Regions from separate parts of the Homo sapiens genome. Here region 2 is linked to region 1. The links are chromatin contacts, found by Hi-C or POLR2A ChIA-PET in ENCODE. All regions are on one chromosome and are shown on one strand. Each heading gives the region's core, a stretch centred on a gene start or an enhancer-like site at or near the end of the contact. The rest is flanking DNA. Distances are from core to core; before and after follow the strand shown. Region 1 overlaps LY86-AS1 (LY86 antisense RNA 1). Region 2 overlaps LY86 (lymphocyte antigen 86).

Region 1 (4,378 bases), core at 1,879-4,378:
ATGAATGGAAAAAGAAAATGTGATACACACATACAGTGGAATACTATTGCTTTTACAAAGAAGGAAATTCTGCAATACGTAACAACGTGGATGAACCTTGAGGATATTATGCTAAGTTAAAAAAGTCAGACACAGAATGACAAATATTGCATGATCCCATTTACATAAGATATTTAAAAATGGTCACAGAATCAAAGAGTGAAATGGTGGTCGCCAGAGGCCAAGGGAAAGCAGAAATTGAGTTACTAGTCAATGGGCACACAATTCTAGTCAAGAAAGATGAGTAAGTTCTAGAAAACTACAGTACAGCATTTTACTTACAGCCAACAAAATAACATGTTATAGACTTTAAAATGTAAGAGAGTAGATTTCCTGTTAAGTGTTCTTATCACAACAAAATAAAATAGAACAATGCAAGATGTAATAAGTTTAATAAGGAAAATTATGTCAATGAAGTTGGGGCATGTTAAGAGGAGTCTGGGTTGTAAAACAAGGGAGTCTAACTCTTCTCATTGATTCAAGAGATAATGATTGATTTAATGGCCATATAGCATCTGGTGGAGTGCATGAGTGGCACATGCTATGTGAGCAATGCAAAGCAGTCATCTTTCTTTCTTTGCTGGCCAGACCAGAGCCAGAGCTTGTTGAACTCTTCTGGGGTATGCACTTTAAGATGGGCATTGGCATAGAGAGCTCTGAGAGGGAAATGGCCCATAACAAGGAGATGGAAATCCACGTCATGCTGTGTGTGGATGCAGTTAATTAAGGGCAGGGGTAGCGCATGGTGTCAGTCCTCACATCTCTGAGGGCTGTCAGAGGGTGTTCTGATTTAGTGCCTCCCCAGAATAGGAAAGACTGTTGTCCACCCTGGAGGGGCCAGCCCAGAGCTGGGCTACCACTGCACTGTAATATTAAGGTGGAAATGAGTAGACTCTCTTCCATGCCTCAGATGTCCTGTATTTTTCAGTAAGTTTTGACTATATGTTCCATGAGGGCAGGAAGTGTGACTGTCTTTTGCACCCTTAATTCCCATATCGAACAGTGCACCTGGCACATAATAAGCACTCAGATTACATGTGGAGTTGAATTGAAGGTTCTTTCTCTCCATAAAGGTGTGTGTTCCCCACGGCTGAGCACTAGCCCATCTGAGCATCTCTCTCTCTCCTCTCTCTGATACCTCATTCACTCCCACGATTTCAACCCTCACTTCTCTATGGAGAAGGGACCCCTGAGTCTATGCTTCTTGCTAGGCCCACATTTCCCAATTCCCTGCTGAATTATTTCCAACTGGAAATTTTATTCTCTGTTATTTGCAGAATTGCTAAGTTCAAACTCCTCATGGTACTCACCAGAAAAGCCTTCTCTCCAATTTCCCTGCTTCAGTACTAATACACACATTTCTGCAGCCATCCATTTCTCAATGACAGCACATCAGCAGGCACTCAAGGTTCTGAAGAAGACATGCAGAGTGTAGCTTGTGATTGGTCAAAATGAGACTGACAGAAGCTGATCACCGAGGCATGAGCCTGGCATACCAGCCATTACAGGTGAGGGAGAGGCTCATTTTGGTCAAGTATACATTTTTTTATATATGTATATTTTTTATTATACTTTAAGTTCTAGGGTACATGTGAACAACACGCAGGTTTGTTACATATGTATAAATTTTTATGTCCACTTAATAAGTAAATTCATAATTATCACCTTCTCATCAATAACAAAGAAATGAAAGAATGCAAGGTAGTTCTATTCAATGTGGGCGTGTTTCCTCCAATCATGAAGACACTCTTAAACCCCAGCTTAGCCATCATTGTTGAAGAGTTTAGCGTGCTGCCTAAATAGACTAGATGCTTAATACTTATTTGTTGAATGAATAGAAATAAATCTATTTTCAGGGAATAAAACAACATCAGAAATCTAATCCTATTTCTCTTCTGGCATAGGACTACAGCTATTGAGCACTTGAAATCTGGCTAGTCTGAGTTGAGATGTACTCTAAATATAAAAGCAGCACTGGATTTCAGTCCTAGGATGTAGAATATTTTATTAGTAATTTTATATTGAATATTGATTATATGTTGAAACAATCATATTTTGGGTGTATTGAATTAAATAAAATACATTATTAAAGTTAACTTCACTTGTTTCTTTTTACTTTTTAAATATGACTTGTAGAGATTTTAAAATTATATGCCCAGCTTATATGCTATTTCTATTGGACAATGTCGTTGCAGACCCCTCTGTGGGTGCTACTGAACTCCTATTCATATTTTGGCAATGAAGAGGAGTTATTTGTTCTATGGGGGGCCCGTTCCATTGTATGGTAGCAGCCTAATTGAAAGAATATTAAGTTGAAATTAGTTTTTCTATCATTTCCATACTTCAATCCCAGGCAAATGCCCCACCCTCACCTTGTAATTTCATCGGTCAAATGAGGCAGCTGCGCTAGGTGACCTTGAGGCCCTCTCCCTGTCCAGCCATGTAGGAATCCTCTATTCCTGCCCTCCTCCCCCTTCCACCCAACAGCCCTCCAAATCCTTTCAGGCAGCCCTCAGATCTCTTCTTAGCTTCTGCCAGCTTTTCTCAGCTCCTCAGCACCTCTGAGAGCTTTGCAAATCATCCCTTCACAGCATCATCATAAAATATCTCACCGGAGCCAGTTTGAGGGGGAGGCAGCTTTTGCAGCTCCCAAGAGGGCAGATGCCACTCCCTGCCACCAGGTCTCCATGGCCCCTCCCACACTTGGAGAGTGAGGGCTCCGGGGAGGGTGGCTCTACTTCACTGCAGAGAAAATGCAGTCGGTGAGAGAAAGAGATACACTGAGGCTCCAGAGAGTGTAAAACAAGCATCTCGTCACAAAACAGAGAGGAAACTAAGTCTGGGATTTATTGCTGAGTCCCTTCTTCTGATAAAGAAGCCAGAGGAGCATCAACATTTTCCTTGGAGTCGGGAGTCCTTGGCACCCTCTCTCTGCAGAGTGAGTTCCATCTGAAAACTCTCCTTGGCTGCTCATGCCAATCTGCCTTTCTTCCAAACAAGGACATGAAATCACTCTCTCTAGAACGCAGATTCCATAAGGCTCCAGAAAGAGACTAGGTTTCATTTTAGCCATCAAGGCCCTCTGGCCCCATGCGCTGTTAGCTGGGTGGCCCCTCTTGGCAGAATGACTTCAAAGGGTATTTCCCACCTAAAAGGCCAAATATGTTTTTATAGTTACACCCTCACAGCTTCATTCTTCAACTCAGTGTCTCAGTTCCCTTTTTGCTGATTTCAAATAATGTCCTAGCAGCTTAGACTTATTGCTTTCCCCCTTTCTGTTCAGGTTTTGGGGAAATATTATATTATATATATATTATATATTAATATATATAATAAATAAATATATATATATATATATCATATATATGTTAAAAGAATCAGACTGTAAGCCATTGCCAGTGCACCCCTCAATTATCGGTGAGTCTCTTTCTTAGGAGTCAGCAGTCACTCAGCTCCGTGATACTGCATCTGTGTTGGGCTACACATAAGACAATGATCTACTCCTGGTGTGTTTTGTTTCCACAAATGACTGCACATATTTCCAAATTTTTCAATTGCTTAAGAATAATTGCAGCCCCCAAAGGCCAGTTGTTTGCAAGTCATTTCCCTTGGCATAGACAATCTAATCCATGATCCATATTGGATGCAACTCTCCTGATGTCCTCGACACCCAGAATTTGCCAATACATGTTTTTGAAATTAAGAAGAATTAATACATGAGGCTGGGCTTCTCTAGTCCTGTCTTAATCATGGGTAAAATTCAGCATGGGCTGTATTCCTTTCAGCAATGCCCACGCCATGCCAGCTACTGGACTTGGAGAACTTGAGGAGTGAAGACAACAGGCAATTATCATACTGTAAATGTGTACTGTGTTAGGGATGGTATAGGCAAGACTCAAATCAGCACCTTGGCACCATCAGAGCTAGTTTAGCTGTTTATAGCTCAGACTCATTTTGGTTGGTCAGAAGAGACTCCGACCTAGCTGGTGGGGGCAGTGGGACAGTTGATAAGCCCTGGAGGATTTGTCAACACCCATGGGACCAACAGAGGCAACAAACTCAAACTTTTCCAGTGAGGATGAAAGCCACACAACCCTGTCACTGTATCTTTGGGCTGACCCTCTGACCTCTTAGATGCTGAATCCACCCCTGCCTTCCTGTTCCTGCCACTGCTGTCTTCCTCACCAGGCCCTTCATGCTTGCCTCCCATCAACTGTCTCAGGTCCTGATGCCTGGCAGCCACCCAGACCCAGTATAGCGTATTTTGTCCTCGGGGCTTTTCAGAAGCCTTGAGCTTCTTGACAAACTTTCGCTCCAGTTGGAGGGAGGTCATGTGGTA
Region 2 (4,378 bases), core at 530-3,029, 220 kb after region 1:
AACAATATCCAAACGGTTACAGCAATGGTGTTACAGAGAAGGGCATAGCGTTGAGCCAGGCCTTCTTTAAACTTTGCTGTGAAGCAGAAGAAACTCACACGTGGTGTTTAACTTGTGTGCAGGTCTGCGGGGGAAGGACGGCTGTGATTGTTCAACGGGTGAACTCTTCTCCTTTATTCATCCGAAATCCAATTTCCTGTCTTATTTTTCATGGCAGCTTGCTATCTTTCAATATAATTCTTTTTATATCTTTAGCAAAAGTATTTTTTATTCCCCTAATCAGGAAGGGAATGCTAGGGTGTGTTGATTCTGGAGGCAGAGAAATGAGTCCTTTCCTTGGTTAGGAATGTATTTTGCTGGCAGAGAGACCAAGCCAACCGCAGCTCTGCTTTTCCCCTCCAGCATCCACCTGTAAGAGCTTGTAATCTTTTATTGTTCATGGCCCCGGGATCCTATTCCCGGATGGTCTATGTGAAATGAAGAGAAAGTACAAGCAAGTTCAGATTTCCCATAGAAACACCTCCCTCCTTCCTGTCCAGGAGAGCTCTATTGCAGAGTTGGAGCATCCAGCAGACCCACCCTGGCTTCATCTCATTGACATAAGAGATGCAGAAAGAAATGGCGAATTGGCTTTGGGAATGAAGAATTTGACTTCCCTGGTTCCAGTTCAAGACATACGGGTGGGAACTCCCACTGGGTATCCACTCTGCTTTCTTGGGAAAGCTTCACGGTATCTTTAGGAAGGAAGCCTGGGATTCCACACCCTGGAGATACTGGATCTCTTATTCTCTATGCACTTCCTTACACACTTTCTCTTCCTTCAAGGGCCTCTCAGTTGAGGCACTACTCCACCTTAAATCCAGGTGGCCACATTCAGAAGCACTGTCACGCTGGCCTCTCAGCAACATGCTAACACAGAAAAGGAGGCTGTTTATGAGTCAGCTCTGCCAACAGGATTGCTTCCTAGGAAAAGTGCAAATTGATTTTTTTCCTCCTGTTGGTCTGCTGGGGGATTGGAGGCAGCCACGGACAATTCATTAGCACATGTAGGAAGGCCAGGGAGAAAAATAAGCTAAGTTGCTCTCATACTAGAAAGCATTTAGGAAGCAAACCCATAAACATGGATAATTATTGTGTGTCCATTAAAATTTAAAAAAAAAAAAAGAATTCGTGCTTGTTCTGTAGGCCTCTGTGTATGGCCAAGATTGGCTACAGGGCCCTGAACATTGCAAGAAACGTTTGCACTGGCAAGGAAGGGTGCTGGCCTCTATTTTTGTAGAAACAGGGTCTATGTTGCTCAGGCTGGTCGTGAACTCCTGGGCTCCAGCGATCCTCCTGCCCAGGCCTCCCAAAGTGTTGGAATTACACACATGAGCCACCACGCCCAGCCAGGATCTGTATGGTGGTGCTTATACGCAGTAACCCTGCATAGAACTACAAGAGCGAACACGTGCGTGCGTGTGAAAACCGCTAAAACCTGAGTACAGTCTGTAGAGTACACCAGTGTCAATGACTAGGTTTTGATACGTGGTTCTGTAAGATGTTACCATGAAGGGAAGTGGGTGAAAGTACACAGGGCACCTCTGTACTCTTTGTGTAGCTTCCTATGTCTATCATTATTTCAAGATAAAAAGATTTTATTTTAAAAAAATGGCCTGAAGCTCTTGAGCCTGAGGCTACGCATCTCCCTCTGCCTTTATGACCCACAGTGCAGGCCCTGAGCCCCCAGAGTCTGGGCTCCACTGCCCTGGCCTCTGGGGCATCTGAGAAGCCTGGTACAGGAAGGAAGCATGAAGCTTAAAATAGTGCTCAGTTCCTCCTTTTACAAGTGAAGAAACGGAAGCTTAGGGGGGGGCAAGGTGAGTGCTAGCTGATGCCCTGATTTACTGCCTGAGTTACATGGAAGCTTCTGTCCCTAGGAACATACCAAGACAGTCTGCCCTAAAATGGTCAAGCTAGAAGGCCAAAGCGAGGGAGGGCTGGGGTTTTGTTTTGTGGGGTGTGTGTGTGCATTCTCATGTGTGTATTTAAGGGCTGCAAAGGACATACTGGTTTTGATGTCACACTATGAGCACAAATGGTGTAGAAATTCTATTCCACAACATGAGCGATGTTCAGCAAAGTCAGTAAGAAGGTGAGCATGTCTGAGCTTACCTGCAAGATGAAGGCCTGTGATGACGGTGGAAACTCTTTCTGACCCCAGCAGCCACAGAAATTTGTATTTTGCCAAGGAAGGCTCCTTCTTTGAAAATATATAGGAAGAAGACAGAAGTCTACCTTTCTGATACCACTTTAAGCAATAGAGGAAAAGAAAATTATCTTGTTTTTCCACTGTCCTTCCAGGGGTGATTCTAGGACCGTTAAGATCTGGCCGTGTCTGAGCAAACACCAGCCACCTCCGACCTCCAGCCTTTCAAAGAAACAAGCTGGACTGTTTGCATTTATATGATTCAAAATGAAGGTCACAAAAGCACAACTGACTTGATTTTATGAAGAGCTTTTGTTGACAAACGTGAAGTTCCCAGAATACACAGTCTTTGGGACTTGAGTTTTTTTGTATATATTATTCTCTGTGCCTGAGTTGGTAGAAAAGAGCCTACATAACATAGGCTCCTACTCCAGCCCAGTACAAGGTTTTCAACCTGCACACTTTCCATAAACCCTCTCTGCCTCAGTTTTCCCAATTCTAAAACACGGATGATAGCATCTCTCTTAAGGCTTTTGTGAGGATTTCAGCTAATACATACGTAGGGCTCAGAACAGGACCTGCTGTGGAAAGAGCTATAGAAGTGATCACTGTTATTACACTCATCTGTAATTACTGCAAGTATTTGGAAATATATAGGAATATACTTAAGATGAATGGACACAAAACCGCCTCCACAGCTTCCAAGGCAAAGCGCTGCTACCTGTCCACCGTGTGGCAGTTCCTGTCACCCACACTGGTGCCTCCCTGTTCTCTCACCGCACCTTGTGGCTACGCTGCGCGCCGGTCGTGTTTGTCCCCCCTTTCTCCTGAAAGTCAGGGGCTATGCTTAAGACTAAATCACCTTTGTATCCCACATCTAGCACAGTGCCTATCAAACAGTACGGGCTCAAAAAGCTTTAACAATCGGACCGATAAAATAGCAGGGCTTTTGTCTCTCCTGTCAATCTAGCATCTCTCCTTCCATTTTTTCTGCACCTACCAAAAATAAGAAAAAAATCAGACTGCTGCTGTGTTCTGCCAGCTGCTCTTAACTTCCAGCACGTGTCCCAAGCAATCTACTTGAAAGGATATCTACCCCCTTAACTGAGTACTGAACACTATGAAAATAATCTTTGTGGTCTCTTGTATTAGGAGAGAGCAAATTGAAGATGTTAAAAAGCCAATGTATTAGCAAGATTTGAGAAGATCCAAAAGCAAGCTGATTATTTCCAAAAATCAGCTCAACAACTCCTAAGATTGATAGATGTGTCCACAATTTGGGGGTTCTTGGTCTCACTGACTTCAAGAACGAAGCCACAGACCCTCACAGTTAAGTTCTTCAAGAGGGCGTGTCCAGAGTTTATTCCTTCTGATGTTCAGATGTGTTCTGAGTTTCTTTCTCGTGGGTTAGTGGCCTTGCTAACTTCAGGCGTGAAACTGCAGACCCTCGCAGTAAGCATTACACTTCTTAAGGTGATACATTTGGAGTGTTAATCATTTATTTTCCCCCAGTGGGTACCTAGTCTCACTGGCCTCATAAAAGAAACCGCAAACCTTCATGGGGAGTGTTACACTTCATAAAAGCAATGCAGACCCAAAGTGTAAACAACAAAAACACTTACTGCAAAAAGCAAAAGAACAAACCAACCACACAAAAGCAACGAAACAACCAGTTGTCACTAGTGGAGCCTGCAGCCTGACTTTATTCTCTTATCTGGCCCCTCCCACATCCTGCTGATTGGTCCATTTTACAGAGAGCCAATTGGTCTGTCTTACAGAGAGCTGATTGGTCCGTTTTGACAGGGTGCTGATTGGTCGCGTTTACAATCCCTGAGCTAGATGCAAAAGTTCTCCAGTTCCCCACTAGATTAGCTAGATACAGAGTGTTGATTGGTGTATTTACAAACCCTGAGCTAGACACAGAGTGCTGATTGGTGTGTTTACAAACCTTGAGCTAGATACAGAGTGCTGATTGGTGTATTTACATTCCCTTAGCTAGACATAAAGGTTCTCCAAGTCCTCACCAGCTTAACTAGATACAGAGTGCCAATTGGTGCATTCACAAACTCTGAGCTAGACACAGGGTGCTGATTGGTGTGTTAACAATCCTTGAGCTAGATACAGAGTGCTGATTGGTGTATTTACAATCCCTTGGCTAGACATAAAGCTTCTCCAAGTCCCCACCAGAGT

The links. A loop is a pair of places that touch in the nucleus more often than their neighbours do. ChIA-PET counts read pairs that join two places held with the same protein, here RNA polymerase II (POLR2A). Pooled maps may share reads with other maps.
Region 2: a pooled map shows a loop between it and region 1 (3-fold over the local background). The contact joins two enhancer-like sites. A Hi-C loop is called at or near these places in 2 of 50 pooled maps. POLR2A ChIA-PET finds 5 or more read pairs at or near these places in 3 of 52 experiments (PC-9, WTC11 and activated T-cell).

Annotation. Positions count from the first base shown.
Region 1 is chr6:6,388,268-6,392,645 of GRCh38, forward strand. All of the region lies in intron 4 of LY86-AS1 (LY86 antisense RNA 1), which reads right to left. Among named protein-coding and RNA genes, the nearest start is that of F13A1, 70 kb to the left of the region's middle. RefSeq lists enhancers at 3,037-3,086, 4,035-4,204, 4,335-4,378. Within about 2 kb of position 3,129, at least 6 of the 41 ENCODE cell types and tissues checked have a DNase peak (open chromatin) inside an H3K27ac peak, as active enhancers do.
Region 2 is chr6:6,608,697-6,613,074 of GRCh38, forward strand. All of the region lies in intron 1 of LY86 (lymphocyte antigen 86), which reads left to right. The region is part of intron 1 of LY86-AS1 (LY86 antisense RNA 1); the gene reads right to left. Among named protein-coding and RNA genes, the nearest start is that of LY86-AS1, 12 kb to the right of the region's middle. Within about 2 kb of position 1,780, at least 8 of the 41 ENCODE cell types and tissues checked have a DNase peak (open chromatin) inside an H3K27ac peak, as active enhancers do.